Regions from separate parts of the Homo sapiens genome. Here region 2 is linked to region 1. A link is a contact called in ENCODE Hi-C or POLR2A ChIA-PET data. All regions are on one chromosome and are shown on one strand. Each heading gives the region's core, a stretch centred on a gene start or an enhancer-like site at or near the end of the contact. The rest is flanking DNA. Distances are from core to core; before and after follow the strand shown.

Region 1 (6,976 bases), core at 2,539-5,038:
CTCATCGACTTCAAGAAATGCAATGACTACTTGGTCTATGACAGTTACCTTACCCCAAGGATGATGTGTGCTGGGGACCTTCGTGGGGGCAGAGACTCCTGCCAGGTGAGGGTACCTGTGGGTGGGGCTCAGGTCCCAGCACCCTGGGGATGGGGGAGGCAGGGGTGTTGGGGCTGATGTGGGAATTGGGACCCCACCCTTTCCCGCTCATGGACCACCTGTCCCATCCTGCGAATGTGCCCCCTCTCCCCTGCAGGGAGACAGCGGGGGGCCTCTTGTCTGTGAGCAGAACAACCGCTGGTACCTGGCAGGTGTCACCAGCTGGGGCACAGGCTGTGGCCAGAGAAACAAACCTGGTGTGTACACCAAAGTGACAGAAGTTCTTCCCTGGATTTACAGCAAGATGGAGGTAAGATCCCTGCAGCAGGACACTGCACCCAGCAGGCTGGGAACTTCCTCAGGTGGGGACCCTGGAGGAGCACCCAGGTTGTAGGCAGAGGTCCCCTCAGCGTCCCCATATTCGGGGGGTGTTCTGGACAGGGTCAAATGTGATGCCTGGGGTCAATCCCAGCTGTCTGTGTTTCTTTCCCTGCTTTTCTTCCCTCAGAACAGAGCTCAGCGGGTTGAAAAAGGGTGGACCTACAGGCCAGGCAGGCAGTTGCTGGGCAGATGTTCTCCCAGAAGTATTTTTTTGTGTAAGGTTGCAATGGACTTTGAAAACGTTTCAGTTTCTGCAGAGGATTTTGTGATAGTTTTTGTTATCAAGCATTTATGCATGGGAATCCGCTCTTCATGGCCTTTCCCAGCTCTGTTTGTTTTAGTCTTTTTGATTTTCTTTTTGTTGTTGTTGTTGTCTTTTTTTAAAAACACAAGTGACTCCATTTTAACTCTGACAACTTTCACAGCTGTCACCAGAATGCTCCCTGAGAACTACCATTCTTTCCCTTTCCCACTTAAAATATTTCATCAGAACCTCACTACTATCATAAAAGAGTATAAAGTAATAAAATAATAAAAAGTTATTTTATGTTTTTTGACTTGCTTTAACCTATATCCAACCTCAGAAGTCATTGCTCAGGTCAAACTGAACCACAGACCCTTCAGTGTGTGCCTTACCTTGCCCTTGGCCTTTGGAATACTTGATCCACCCTAGAGAGTCCCCTCTCCCACTTCCACCCTCTCATCTTCCATTTTTCTTACTGAAGAACTCTGACTAATCTATCAAAATCAGCCATTTACAATGCCTGGAATATCCTCGGTATTTACTATTTATTGTTATAAATTAAGGATGAATGAATAAACAAATAAATGAAAAGAATAAAAGGTGGGCCTCACCTCGGTGCCAGCCCCAGTGCCACTCTCCTCTCCCAGGGATGACCGAGATGTGAGTTCACACAGGCCGCTGGCAGTGGAGTGATGGGAGGCCTCCCTCCACGGCAGGAATTTCGGTGTCAGGAAACAGGGATCTGCCTGCAACTCTGCTGACCTAGTTGAGACCCTGCCTTCTCTGGGCCTTCAGCCTTTAGCTGTAAAGCAGGGGGTGCTCTGCCAGCCCTCCCCTTCTCTGCCTGGGGAACAGGGGAGGGCTCAGATAGGGGGAGCAGAAAAGGCTCCAGAAATCTAGTGCAGAGAGGCCCTCCAATCCTGCATCCATCCTTTCCCTTTGCTCTCCCTCCTTGGAGAGGCAGTGCTAGGTGACAGCGAGGCTAAATTATAGGTTCTGAACCCCAACCTTGGGCTTCTGTGCTCCTCGCCCACCTGGCCCACCCTCACCCTCTTCTCCCATTCTCTTCCTCAGAGCGAGGTGCGATTCAGAAAATCCTAACCAGCTGGCCTGCTGCTCTGCACAGCACCGGCTGCTGTGAAGACTCTGGCCATGGTGACTGGCCATGTGTGGCATCATCTGGGCTAATGGCCACCGGGCACCATCGGACTCCCACCTCCACTGTCTGCTGCCTCTGTGTGTGTGTGTGTGTGTGTGTGTGTGTGTGCATATGTGTGCATTGCCACTCTCCCAAGTTTTTCAGAAACCAGCAGAGCTGTCAACTCTTCTCAAAATCCCAGGCTGGAAATTACCTGGAGACAAGAGTTGAGTACCGTGGATGTTCCTACAGGAGTGTCCATAGATGGATGGAGGAGGTGGAGCCCAGAGCCCAAGGAAGAGCTGGGAATTCTTGCTTCTCTGACCCTCACTTACAGACTAGCCCAGTGTGGGCAGATGCCAGCGGCCCAGGTGGCGCCATTGCTGTCCTGGGATGGATCGTGGGTTTTGGTGGATGCAGCTTCCCAGGGCCTGGACCGTCTTCGGTGAAAAGCTGCTCCCGTTGGCTTTATGAGCATCAAGTCCTCACCCAGACCCCCTGCTGGTGCCGTGGATGTCACCAGTCGGACTGTGCTGTGGCTAACCAGGCTGACAACTGAGATGAGGATTCACTGTACTCATTTGGTCACAAGCTGCTGGGGCGGGTTTTATTTTATTTTATTTTTATATTTAAGAAATGAAAATACGGGTATTTTTAAAGATTCTCCAAAAAGTCCAGAAGCCTTGACAGCTGGCATCAATCAGCCCAAGACCCCCAGGGGATTCATGGGAAATGTCGTATTTTAGAGTCCTACAGAATATTTCTGGCCTCAAGGAACTGGATGAAGAGACTGGACAAAGTCCCCAGGATGGGCATCCCCCAAGTCACTACAGCATCTGGAGCCCCTAGGAGATACTCAGGGAAGCAAATCCTTGTTTGGGCTGGCAAGCAAATCCGACACGACGAGGTCCACAAACTGTTTCTGCATCCCAGGGCTCTGACGAAGGCGTTAAGAAACAGATGCTGTTCCCGCGTAGGCTCCCAGGGGCCCCAGGGAGGTCCAGGTGGACTGCCTCTCTCATTCCCAGTAGCTGTCCTGGGACTTTGGGATTTCTTCTCAGCTTTCTCCACCTTTCAGTTTCTCAGTTGTTTCAGAAACATAGCAATGACATAAAAACTGCTATGGAGAGAAAGCTAACATGGTCCCATGCCTTCCAGGCAGCCCTGCTGAAGGATCTAAGTTGGCCCTGTTCCTGCAAATCATCAACGTGCCTGGACTCGCCAGCTAAAAGCCTGGGCCTTCCCCAGCCTTTTTTCTGGGGCACCTATTCCTCTGCCAGTCCTGCTCCCCTCACCTTCCTTGGGCCCGTCAGAGTCTTTTGTGGTGCTGTGCTTCTCAGAGGCAGGATCCAAGCAGATCAGCCCAGCCTAGCCCAGCTCAGGCAGGCCATGGCCGCTCAAGGGAAAGACTGCCCCAGAAGAGCAAGCTGGAGAGGCTGGGCAGGGGCTGATGGGGCTGGGTACACTGGGGAATGTTAGCAAGACTGGGAAGGAGGCCACATTCCTGTCTGCAGCAGCCGCCAGCGATGGTCTTCAGCAATAAAAGTTGTGTGACCTGAGACATCTGTCTTTGGATGTTTTACTGGTACCCTAGGTAACAAATTGAGGTTGCCCACCCTAGTGCCCAGACACTCTTGGTTTTGGTTCTTAGTTTTGGTTCCTCATCTTTGGGTTCTGCTCATTTAGCCATACATTCATGTATTCATTCCATTCACCAGCTGCATCCGTGCCTACTCTGTGCCCGGTACACATGCTAGGCCCAGAAGATACAAAGGGCATGACAGCATCCTCAAGGAACTGGGTCATGACCCAATGTGATAGAAGCTGTGATTGAGTGTGGACACCACGCATGGAACATGCACAGAGCAACCACCAGCCACACCTAGAGATGTCAAGGAAGCTTCACAGAGGAGGTCAGGTTTGGAATGAACCTTCACAAAGCAGGTGGGGGCAGGGGAAGGGCACTCCAGGGCATGTTCTTACCCTCTTCCTCTTCCTCTACTTCTGCCTTTGCTGGCTCAACAACAGACATGTTGACAAGGAAACCCCAAAGCTTACTCAGCTATTTCCAAGGGAATCGGATGGGTGGTCCCACTGGCCTCTTCTGAACGATCTACCTCTTCTTGCTTTGCACTTTTCCTGTGTTTACCATATTGACCTCAAACATTATGAGCCCACTGGTGAATCCCCAGCTCCACCTCTGTACCCCCATTCACCAGTGGGCTGATAGTCCCCAGGGGCACACCAGCCACAAGCACAGAATTCTTCAGGTTTCCCCACAAGCATCCAGCCTCTGGATACCCTGAACTTGATTGCTTTAGTCTTTCATATCAATGCCAGGGAAAGTCCTTCTTTTGATTCCTTTCTTGCTCTATCTGCACAAGAAGGTACAGGGGAGGTGGCAGGTGCCACGCTTACTATATTCCTAGGAGGGGTGACACTGACTGTAATAGATCCTACAGTTTCTGACAATTTCAATGGTTTAACCTAATTGAAGTTTATTTTGCATCCATGCAACAATCCTGTAAGGGTGTTCTGATCAGAGGGAGACTTTCTTCCACAAGCTTTTTCCATCTTGGGAGTTTGTCATCCACATTGTTGTCTACTTCTAGCCAGAAAGAAAATATAAAAAAGACTCATTCACTCCTTAAGTGCTCTAGCCCGGAAGTCATTTCCACTGACATTTTATGGGTACAGACATGTCATATGTGACATGTGGCACCACCTAGACAAAATTGGGCTGGGAAAGGCAGTCCTTGGCAGATCCCCCTGCAGGAGCCAGCACTCATTTCAGAGGACAACCAGCCATCTCCACTCACCATAGGAAGGTGGCTGCATCCTCAGAAGCCCAGCCTGGGCAGAAACTTAGAGCTTAGGCCATTTCTGTTTCTTTCCCCTTAGAAAGCAGACACTTTCCTTTCTCTCTCAGGGCATTCCTAGGACATAAATTGACTGGCAGGGATGTAAGGGTATGGGAGGGGGGCAGGGAAATAAGTTAGAGAAAAAGCAGGATCTGGATGGGAAAAGAAAAATACATTCCTTTGGCCCAGGATATCTATAGAGGCTACCAAAATTAGGGATGGCGGGGGGTGATAGGGCATTCTAAACTGGCGCAGAATCTCCAGGGAACTGTGTGTGTGTTTTGGGCAGGGAGGTGGTTGCAGTGACATTGTCCTATGTCCCTGGAGCCTAGGCTCCTCCAAGTACCAGCCAAGCCTTCTGGCTTTGTCAACTCTATTGACTGCTGAATTTCCATAGAATTTATCTGGGAAAGGAGTGCCAAGTGAGTGTGCTGGGCAGGAGAAGGGGGAGGCTATTGCAGGGAGAGATGATGGCTCTTTACAGAAGGAGCCACTTACAGCCTAGCAGGTGCTCCAGCTGCCTCTGGGCTTTGGTTAGATTCCCAGGGATCATTGTTCCCCATAATCACTTAGCTGTGGTCCTGATGCAATTGGGTGGACATGGGGACACACATGTGAAGTCCCCGTGATGGCCATGATGAGGATAATGATAATAATAGCCAGCATTTGCTAAACGTTTGCTATGTGCCACATGCTGTGCTGGACACCTGATGTATATTATCTCCTGTGAGCACAAGAATCCCGTGAAGTGGACATTGTCTTCATTCCTAATTTACAGATGAGGAAACAAAGGCCAAGCAAAGTGAAATAAGCCTCCCAAACTACATGACTGCTGCATGGCAGAGGTGGATTTGAATCCAGGCTCTGACATGCAGCTGCTTTTTTACACTCTGCATTCAGCTGCTCTTTTACACTCTGCACCAGAGTCAGGTGGAATCCTCCCAAGTGGGACCTCATAGGCTCTGCTCTCTGGCTCTGCGTATCTTTCCAAGAGTGTCAGGGTGAGACAACTCCCCAGAGAAGGCTAGGCGCACCCATCAGAGTGTCACATGACCAGAGGCTTAGACCATGTGGTTTCTGGTAACTTGGACAAGTACATCATGAGTGGGAGGAGGCCCTCCTCCACCCCGGTCCCAAGTGGATGGTTTCTGGGATGCCCTGTCAAGTCACAACAAGCTGTCACCCAGGACACCTCCAAGTCTCCTTGATGTAGGTGGATGGCTCTGAAAGGAACATGCCATTCATTCCCCGTCTCCTGTGCACTGGCCCAGGCTTCCTGTCCCTAGGAAGGCTGCCACCCAGTCCAGTAAGTAAGCGTGCTGTACCGATCTTACAATGGGTCCTCCCAGAGAACAGGGAGGACTGTGCTCAGGAGATAAACAGCCCTGGACCTTCTGGGACAGGAGGTCTTGAGACCTCTGAGAAAGGTGAGGGCATAGCCTGGTCTATGGTCCTCCACGGCTCACTCCTGCCAATGGGACATGGGAGGTGGACATAATAGGAGGCCTTCTCTGTCCAAGCCCTGAGTCCCAGAAAAGGTTGTCTACTTTTCATAGAAGGAAGGAGCTGGGAATCTGCTTTGAATAATTCCTTCTAATTACGCTGTGTTGTAGCAGAGAGAGCTCTGGAGTTGGAATCAAAGTACCTGGAGGTACAAATTCCAACTCTACTACTTACTCAGCTATGTGGTCTTAGACAAACCATCCTCTCTGTTTCTTCATATGTAAAATGGGTGTATCTGGCCTACATTCGTTGTGAGATTAAATGGTACGATCCATATAAACATGCAGGGCAAAGTGATTAGCATATCATGACCTCTCTGCATATGTTGAATTCGCAGCGAAAGGGTCAGATCCTTCACCCTCAGGCGCTTCATCAAACACATGACATAGGAGAGAGAATTTTGGATAAAGCTTCGAGTCCTAGGAAATTTGCCATGTCTCTCCATAAACTTTGTTCCTAGGCTTTTAGCAATGACCTGATCCTCCATGGAGGTGATGCTACCACCTAGGCCAGGTGGATATTCCCAGCTGGTGGTCCCTCTAAGTCGTGGAGCTCCATGACTTAGAGGAGCTCACCCCGCTCTCTCTTATCACTGACAGGGCCAGGAAAGCTGCCTGTCCCTGGAAGAATTCTCCTCTGGGAGATGTTAATGTCCTGCCCTGGCAGACTCTGACTGCTCAGCCAATGGAGTTGGCCAACTCAGGTCTGTGAGGGGCATTCATCTTCAGCCCCCACAACTCCTCAATCCAC
Region 2 (7,121 bases), core at 1,885-4,384, 110 kb before region 1:
TGACTGGGCATAGTCTCTGTCTTCAAGCATTTCATGTCTCTGCTGGAGACAGGTCTGATTACAAATAATGTAATCTCAGGCACAAGATGGTATCAGAAAGAAGAGCATATCAGAAAATCAGGGATTCAGGGAGTGCGAGCTGGAAGTCCTCTTGGCGTTGGTCATCTCATCTACTTGCCACAGGCAGGGCTGTACCTCCTTTGGCCCTGAGAGATGATTATGGTAAGTGGCCCACTTCCTTTTCTGGAAGACAAGTCAGTGAGTTGGTGCCCTGGAGTCAAGGGAGATGGGGACCCAGGGAGAGGCTAGGTTATCAGCTCCAGTAGCCTGATTGGATCATCTTTTTCAGGAACCTGAAGGATCTGGAGATGGGTCCACCCTTCACCATCAGTGGTCACATCAGCAGCACAGATGGTGGCTACATGAAGTTCTCCAACGGGCTAGTCTGATGCAGAGACAGCAACTTGTGAAGCCCTGGGGAGGTGAGTTGGAGTTGGGAGAGCTGCCGAGTGAGCCTGATGTCCAAGTAAGGTCCTAAGAGGGTCCAGTCACCCAAGCCTCGCACCAAGGACCACTTGGAACCCAAAGAGATTATTTGGTTCATCCCCTGTCTTCTGGTGCCGATCTCAGGCTTGGGTCATGTTTTCCCCCACCCGCTTCTGGCACTGGGCCTGCCCTGTTTCCTCCTGTCCACCCAATCCATGCCCGGCCTTTCCTTCCTGGGAAGGTTCTGTTTGCATTCAAGGTGGAAGCTTCTAGAGCACAGCTTTTTATCTTAACTCTTGCTCTGAGATAAAATTTCCAGATGGCCAATATCTCCAAGAAGCATCACTCTAGCACTTCAGTTCTGAGCTTTCTGAGCCCAGGAGCCTCCCCTGCTTCATGGCCCGCCAACTCTGGCCACACGTTCCCTTGCCTGCCTTTAAGCCCATCCCTTCCCCACATCTCAGTTGCTTTTTCCCATTCAAACCATTTCTCTCTTGGGCAGTTCTTGCCCCTCCCAGGCTCCCCTGGACTGCCCTCATCCCCTCGGATCTTCAAGGCCTGGCCTGGCCCCTCATTGTGGAGAATGAGGGGGTCTCCTCTGGATACGCCACCAGCCTATGGTATGGGAGTCCTGGGGAGTCAGGCCTCTGGGAATGGAGTCTGGCTGGGCAGCAGCGGCTTTCTCTCAGAACTAAAAGAGGCCACCATTCCTCAGGAGGAATCTAGATCCCAGGAAGCCCCTGAGCCTGTAGGAGGGGTCACAGATGTCCTGGAGAACCAGCCCTGCCCAGTGCAGTCCAGTGTGGGCAAGGCCTCCAGACACCAGCAGGGAGCTTCTTTATGTAGTATCTCCAGTTACCTGCCCTTGTAGGGTTGACCAGGGGCCAGAAAGCCACTCATAGCTTCAATAAGCAAAGTTATACAGAGGTGATTCCAGACATGGTTTTAACATTCCCACCTGAGGCCAACTTCCCTGAAGACTGAGCTGGGCCTCGACTCTGCCCTGCCCCCTCTGTACTTGATTCCAGCACTTTCAACCCTCCCCCTGCCCCATCCCCAATCTGGGCCTGTTCTCTTACTGCTCAAGGCCTCAGTGCCTCCCAAACATGGCCAACTCCCAATTTTGATGTGCAGTGCTGAGAACAGTCTAGAAACATGTTCTTGTCGCCTAGGCTCCTGCAATGGGCTGGGCACGGGGGAGTGGGTGAGTTCTACATTACAGTGTTCTGCATTTCTTGTGCAAAGCCTGTCCTGTGGCAAAAGTGGGCCAGAAATGGTGGGAGTGTGAAGAGGAACCCAGGCGAGGCTGAACAAACCAGATAATGCACCAGGGAAACCAGGAATCCACTGTAGTTTGGTAGACAGCAGGGCAGTTCCCCTCGTGAGTCATCACTCCTTTCTCCGGTCTGTGCCCTGCTGGACTGGAGGCAGAGTGTGCACAGGACGTCAGCTTAGAAGGTGCTTAGTGCAGACTTGTTCAAACCAGAGAGGCAGAGTCCTCGGGGCTCCTGTGGATGGAGTAGGGCAAGAGAAGGGAGCCTGTCACTGCTGAAACCTGCAGTTAGAACAGCCAGCTGCCAGCCTCTCTGCTAGCAGCCCAGCAACAGATGCAGGAGCCCAATAGAGCAAGTGGGAGGAGGAGGGAAGCTGTGTGATTTCTCTTCCTGTGCTCCCTTTCCCAAAGCCTCATTTCTCGTTTTGGGTTCTAGCAGATTGTAGAGGAAGGAAGGTGGGGAGCCTCACCAGCCCTTACCCCATTTTCTGCCAGGGTCTGGAGGCCATTCTCCCAGCATAGCCAGGCTTTGACTTAATTACCAAGTCTCTGGATTTGGAGGTCTTCAACTGAGTCTTCTGCCCCTGAGTAAGTGGGAGTGAGGAAGGCCCCTTAGTGGTTCTGAGACCCCTCCCTTCCTTGAAGGCCTCTTGGAATAGCAGGGAGGGGAGATGAGTTGTCTTCGGCTTCCTTCCTTGGATTTCAATTCTGAGGACTGGGGCCTCTTTCCTAACCCCTGAGGTTTGGGCCCCAGTAAAACTTTCTTTCTTTCTTTTTTTGAGATGGAGTCTTGCCCTGTTGCCCAGGCTGGAGTGCAGTGGCGGGATCTTGGCTCACTGCAACCTCCGTCTCCCAGGTTCAAAGGATCCTCCTGCCTCAGCCTCCCAAGTAGCTGGGGTTACAGGTGTGCGCCATCATGCCCGACTAACTTTTATATTTTTAGTACAGATGGGGTTTCACTATGTTGGCCAGGCTGGTCCCGAACTCCTAACCTCAAGTGAGCCACCCGCCTCGGCCTCCCAAAGTGCTGGGATTATAGGTGTCAGCTGCTGCACCTGGCCCGGCCCCAATAAAACTCTGTACCCGCACCCTGCCTAGCAGGGATCCTGGGTCTGCAGTCCATGCCCGGCCACCCTAGGCCCCCGGAAGTGCTCAGAACTCAGTAGCCTTGGGGAATCTTGAAAGGGAGGATGGGACCCAGGACCCAGGTGGCCCTGGCCCCAGGTCTGTGGCTTCAGGTGAGGAGACGGGGACAGCTGCCCGGGGCTGGGAGCACGGAGGGTATTTCCCATCCTCGGGAGCAGAACTGATACTGGGCGACTTCCTCTTTTAGGGCCCTCTGACGCACCCTCTGTCCCCTCAGCCTCCCCCTCTTTTCCTTACTTCCGCAGGCTACTGGCGAGCACAGCTTTCTTCACCCTTGGGGCCTGGGCCTTACCCCTGGACTTTGCGTGTTTCTGTTGAGGGCTCTAAAGGGCAGATTCCAGCTTGTTTAGAAACGATTCGGGAGCAGATGCCTGGAAACCCAGCCACAGGTTTGGCTGAGCCAGGCACTGGCTGGGACCCAGATCATAGCAGTGCCAGAGCCTCTCCCAACACCTTCCCGCTACCTTTTTACGGTTCTTCTTTCCACTGGCCCTAAGAGCCCAGAGGCAGTCACGGGGGCTGGGGGTCCAAGGGCTGGCTGGTCCGGGTTCCCCTGCCACGCTTTGGTGCCTTCTCTGGGGCTATTCTCCAGCCTGGGTGGCCTCTTGTCCCTGCAGCCCCTCCCCTCCTGGCCATATCTAGTCTCTGTGAGATGGCCCAAGTCCGTCTTTGCTGTGACTTCGCTCAGGGCTTGAGACTTGACACCAACCATTTTGATCTGAATTGCAGGTGGCCACATTTCCTCCATTTGTGCTGTTCCTCAACCAGGCTGAACCCTCTGCCAACAAAGTTATGTTCCATAGGTCTTTAGTAACTCCTAAAACTGGAGCGTGCTGGAGGAGGTCAGTGACTACTTGCCGAGTAGAGAAGAGACACCCAATGTAGCCACAGAAGGCTGCTTTGTCCTAGAAAATTGATCAAAATCATGATGAGGCTGGGAGGCGAAGAGGGAGCTTTTCTCTCCTCTAAGTTCTCCTTGAAGTCTTAATGATCTCGTCCCATGCCAGTGGCATTGGAGGGGGCCAGGTGCCAGGAGCCAGGAGGGCAGTGTCTCTGGTGCCCCTCTCTCTGCTTCAGGAGTCTGAGAAACTCAAAGTAGGAGCAGATGGGAGGATCATTATTATCTTTTTAAAAACTGCTTAGTGATCAAAAGGAGGAGCAGAGACTGTTTGCACAGTTCACAGTCCACAGAACACAAAGCCTTTTCTTGCATGGTACTGCATTTTGAGCCTTATGTCAAGCTTGAGACACAGGGATTATTCTTGGTCCCGTTTTACATATGGGGGCACTTGGGTCAGAAAAGCAGCATGCTTTACCCAAGTTCCACAACTGGCTACTGGCTGCACCAGAGCTGAGCAGAGTCTGCACCCTCACGGATGTAGCTGACATCAGGGCGTAAGGATGAGAACTGAATGTAGTATAAGGTCTGGTTCTGACCCTGCCCTGATGTGCTGTGTGGTCATGGGCTACTTACTCCACCTCTTTGGACATCTATTTCAGCATCTGGAATCAAAAGATTGGACTATTTTTCCAAGGCTTCTCCTGGTTCTTACCTGTAGGAGAGCAAAGACCTCATCTACTTTTTTTTTTTTTTTTTTTAAAGCGTCTGCATTCTCAGTTCTTAGCGTATAGCCTGGTCCATAGTAGGTGCTCAGTAAACAATTAAAAGATGCAAGTACAAAGTGTCAATATATCTTTCTAATTTAGGAGATGGCAGTTGAAAGGTGATGGCTGCAGTTCCCTAGTGGTCTAGGATTCTAAGCATTACTTAGCCTTTCCTTGACTCTGCGTGTGTCTGACCAGGTTCCAAGTCTGGCCCATTCCCAACCAACTTTACCTGTAGGGTGAAACGCTAACATTTGCTGAGCACATATCAGTGCAGGGCAGAGGCTTATGATGCGCGTCTTCATCCTCACAGCCTCACAGGTGAGGGAACAGAGGCCCAGAGTGCCGTGAAGTGATTTGTTCAAGGCCAAGCAAGAATCTATTTTCTTTATAGTCCTTTGTCACCCACTTCTAGCCTCAGTCCAAACTGGCAGCTATCCTAACATCCTTGGCCCCCAAGAACATACTCCTCCCTCCAGATGGTCTCTAATCTCTTTTTGGGGTCTCCTTGTGTGGTGAGAAGGGCGCTCAGGAGCCCAGTCCTCCCCAGGCCCCATCCTCAGCTCTGAGCTTCCCACTGACCCACTCCTCTTTCTTCCTTTTGTTTTTTTAGAACTTCCTTGACCTCCAAATCACCAAATTCTGCCCATTCTTCATGCCAGCTCAAATTTCCCTTCTCCAGGGAGACTTCTGTAAGACCCATGGATCTTGTGCTCTGCTGATTTTAAATACAGATAGTCTCAGGCCCCCATAACTTTATTATTGATTATTTCTTTGCATTCATTTATTCACGCTGCTTCCATAACATGCCAGGAACTATGCTAGGCACCATGGGGGCATCCAGTCTCCCTGAAATTAACCTTGCTTTCTCCTATTTGATGGGCATTTCTTGCAGGCAGAATCAGGTTTTAAACCTCTTCTGAGTTCTCCACGGTACTTTGCATGGCTCTGGCCATAGCCAGGAACTTCTCAGGAAATTGTGTTGAAATCTCTCTTCAGAACATCTTGGGCATTGCTTCATCCCTGGTGCAATCCTAGGTGCTCTGAAAACCAAAACTTTTGATCTCTCCCCATCCTTGACTACATTCAACCTTGTGCTCATGATCAGTTACATTTCTGAGAGAGAGCACACAGATGACGATTTTTCTATCTTAAAGGATAACCTAAGGAATGATCAAAACCGTGACAAGGCTGGCAGGTGAAGAGGGAGCTTTTCTCTCCTCTAGGTTCTTCTTCAAATCTTAATGGTCTTGTCCCATGCCAGTGGCATTGGAGGGGGCCTGGTGCCAGGAGCCAGGAGGCCAGAGTCTCTGGTGCTCCACTCTCTGCTCCAGGGGTCTGAGAAACTCAAAGTGGGAGCAGATGGGAGGATCATTATTATATTTCTAAAAACTGCTTAGTGATCTAAAACCATCTAGAAGCCGTGATATTTAAACAGATCTGGTACAAAACAGGAAGCCAGTGGCCTGGTGAATTCTCACACTTGGAGACCAGAAGTGAAAATGTTCTGCCTGCCCAGAGTAGCAGCAGGCCAGCAAAACAACAGGTGTGGCCGGGCACGGTGGCTCACGCCTGTAATCCTAGCACTTTGGGAAGCCAAGGCGGGTGGATCACTTGAGGTCAGGAGTTCAAGATCAGCCTGGCCAACATAGTGAAAACCCATCTCTGCTAAAACTACAAAAATTAGCCGAGCGTGGTGGCTCGTGCCTATAATCCTAGCTACTAGGGAGGCTGAGGCAAGGGAATTGCTTGAATCTGGGAGGCAGATGTTGCAGAGAGCTGAGATTGTGCCACTGGACTCCAGCCTGGAGACAGAGCAAGACTGTCAAAAGAAAAAAAAAAAAAGAAAGCAAGAAGTTGAAAAACAAATCAAGAAAAAACAGGTTGGGCAGTGCTGGAAGTGAGTTTTTATCTGCAGAGCTATTGGGTTGGTCTACTCCTCCCTAATCAGGAGGATGCGGTTTCTCATGATAAGCAGAGAACCACTGGGGGGATGATGGTGAGCAGTATAAGAAGTCACATCTTCGGCCGGGCACAGTGGCTCACACCTATAATCCCAGCACTTTGGGAGGCCAAGGCGGGTGGATCACAAGGTCAAGAGTTTGAGACCATCCTGGCCAACATGGTGAAACCCTGTCTCTACTAAAAATACAAAAGTTAGCTGGGCATGGTGGTGCCTGACTGTAGCCCCCACTATTTGGGAGGCTGAGGCAGGGGAATCTCTTGAACCCAGGAGGCAGAGGTTGCAGTGAGCCAAGATTGCACCACTGCACTCCAGCCTGGCAACAGAGCGAGTCTCAGTCTCAAAAAAAAAAAGAAGTTACATCTTCTATTCTAGTCCCATTTCCTCCCCTTGTAGCTGGTGAGCGCAAGCTCTCTGAGCCCCTGATGCTGTGTTTGTTTGTATAAGGCTGCCATTGGACCTGAGGACTCTGAGGTCCCTTCCAGCTGGGAGGCTATTTCAGAGCTCAGGTAACTCGGAATAATCCTTTTTCACCCACTTCTAGCCTCAGTCCAAACTGGCAGCTACTCTGACATCTTTGGCCCCCAAGAACCTACTTCTCCCTCCAGATGGACTCTAATCAGTTCCACAGTGCTGGGTGGGGGTGGG

What was found. A loop is a pair of places that touch in the nucleus more often than their neighbours do. ChIA-PET counts read pairs that join two places held with the same protein, here RNA polymerase II (POLR2A). Pooled maps may share reads with other maps.
Region 2: a pooled map shows a loop between it and region 1 (6-fold over the local background). The contact joins two enhancer-like sites. A Hi-C loop is called at or near these places in 1 of 37 single-sample maps with no recorded cell type and 10 of 50 pooled maps. POLR2A ChIA-PET finds 5 or more read pairs at or near these places in 1 of 52 experiments (activated naive CD4-positive, alpha-beta T cell).

The regions. Positions count from the first base shown.
Region 1 is chr11:117,897,088-117,904,063 of GRCh38, reverse strand. It overlaps TMPRSS13 (transmembrane serine protease 13), which reads left to right. Exons shown (of 13, transcript NM_001077263.3): 11 at 1-105; 12 at 257-409; 13 at 1,799-3,423. The coding sequence ends at 1,825. Among named protein-coding and RNA genes, the nearest start is that of FXYD6-FXYD2, 24 kb to the right of the region's middle. Within about 2 kb of position 3,788, at least 3 of the 41 ENCODE cell types and tissues checked have a DNase peak (open chromatin) inside an H3K27ac peak, as active enhancers do.
Region 2 is chr11:118,007,109-118,014,229 of GRCh38, reverse strand. It overlaps SMIM35 (small integral membrane protein 35), which reads left to right. Exons shown (of 5, transcript NM_001394165.1): 4 at 350-482. The coding sequence ends at 449. Among named protein-coding and RNA genes, the nearest start is that of IL10RA, 24 kb to the right of the region's middle. RefSeq lists enhancers at 2,995-3,495, 3,641-3,740 and a silencer at 4,265-4,314. Within about 2 kb of position 3,134, at least 21 of the 41 ENCODE cell types and tissues checked have a DNase peak (open chromatin) inside an H3K27ac peak, as active enhancers do.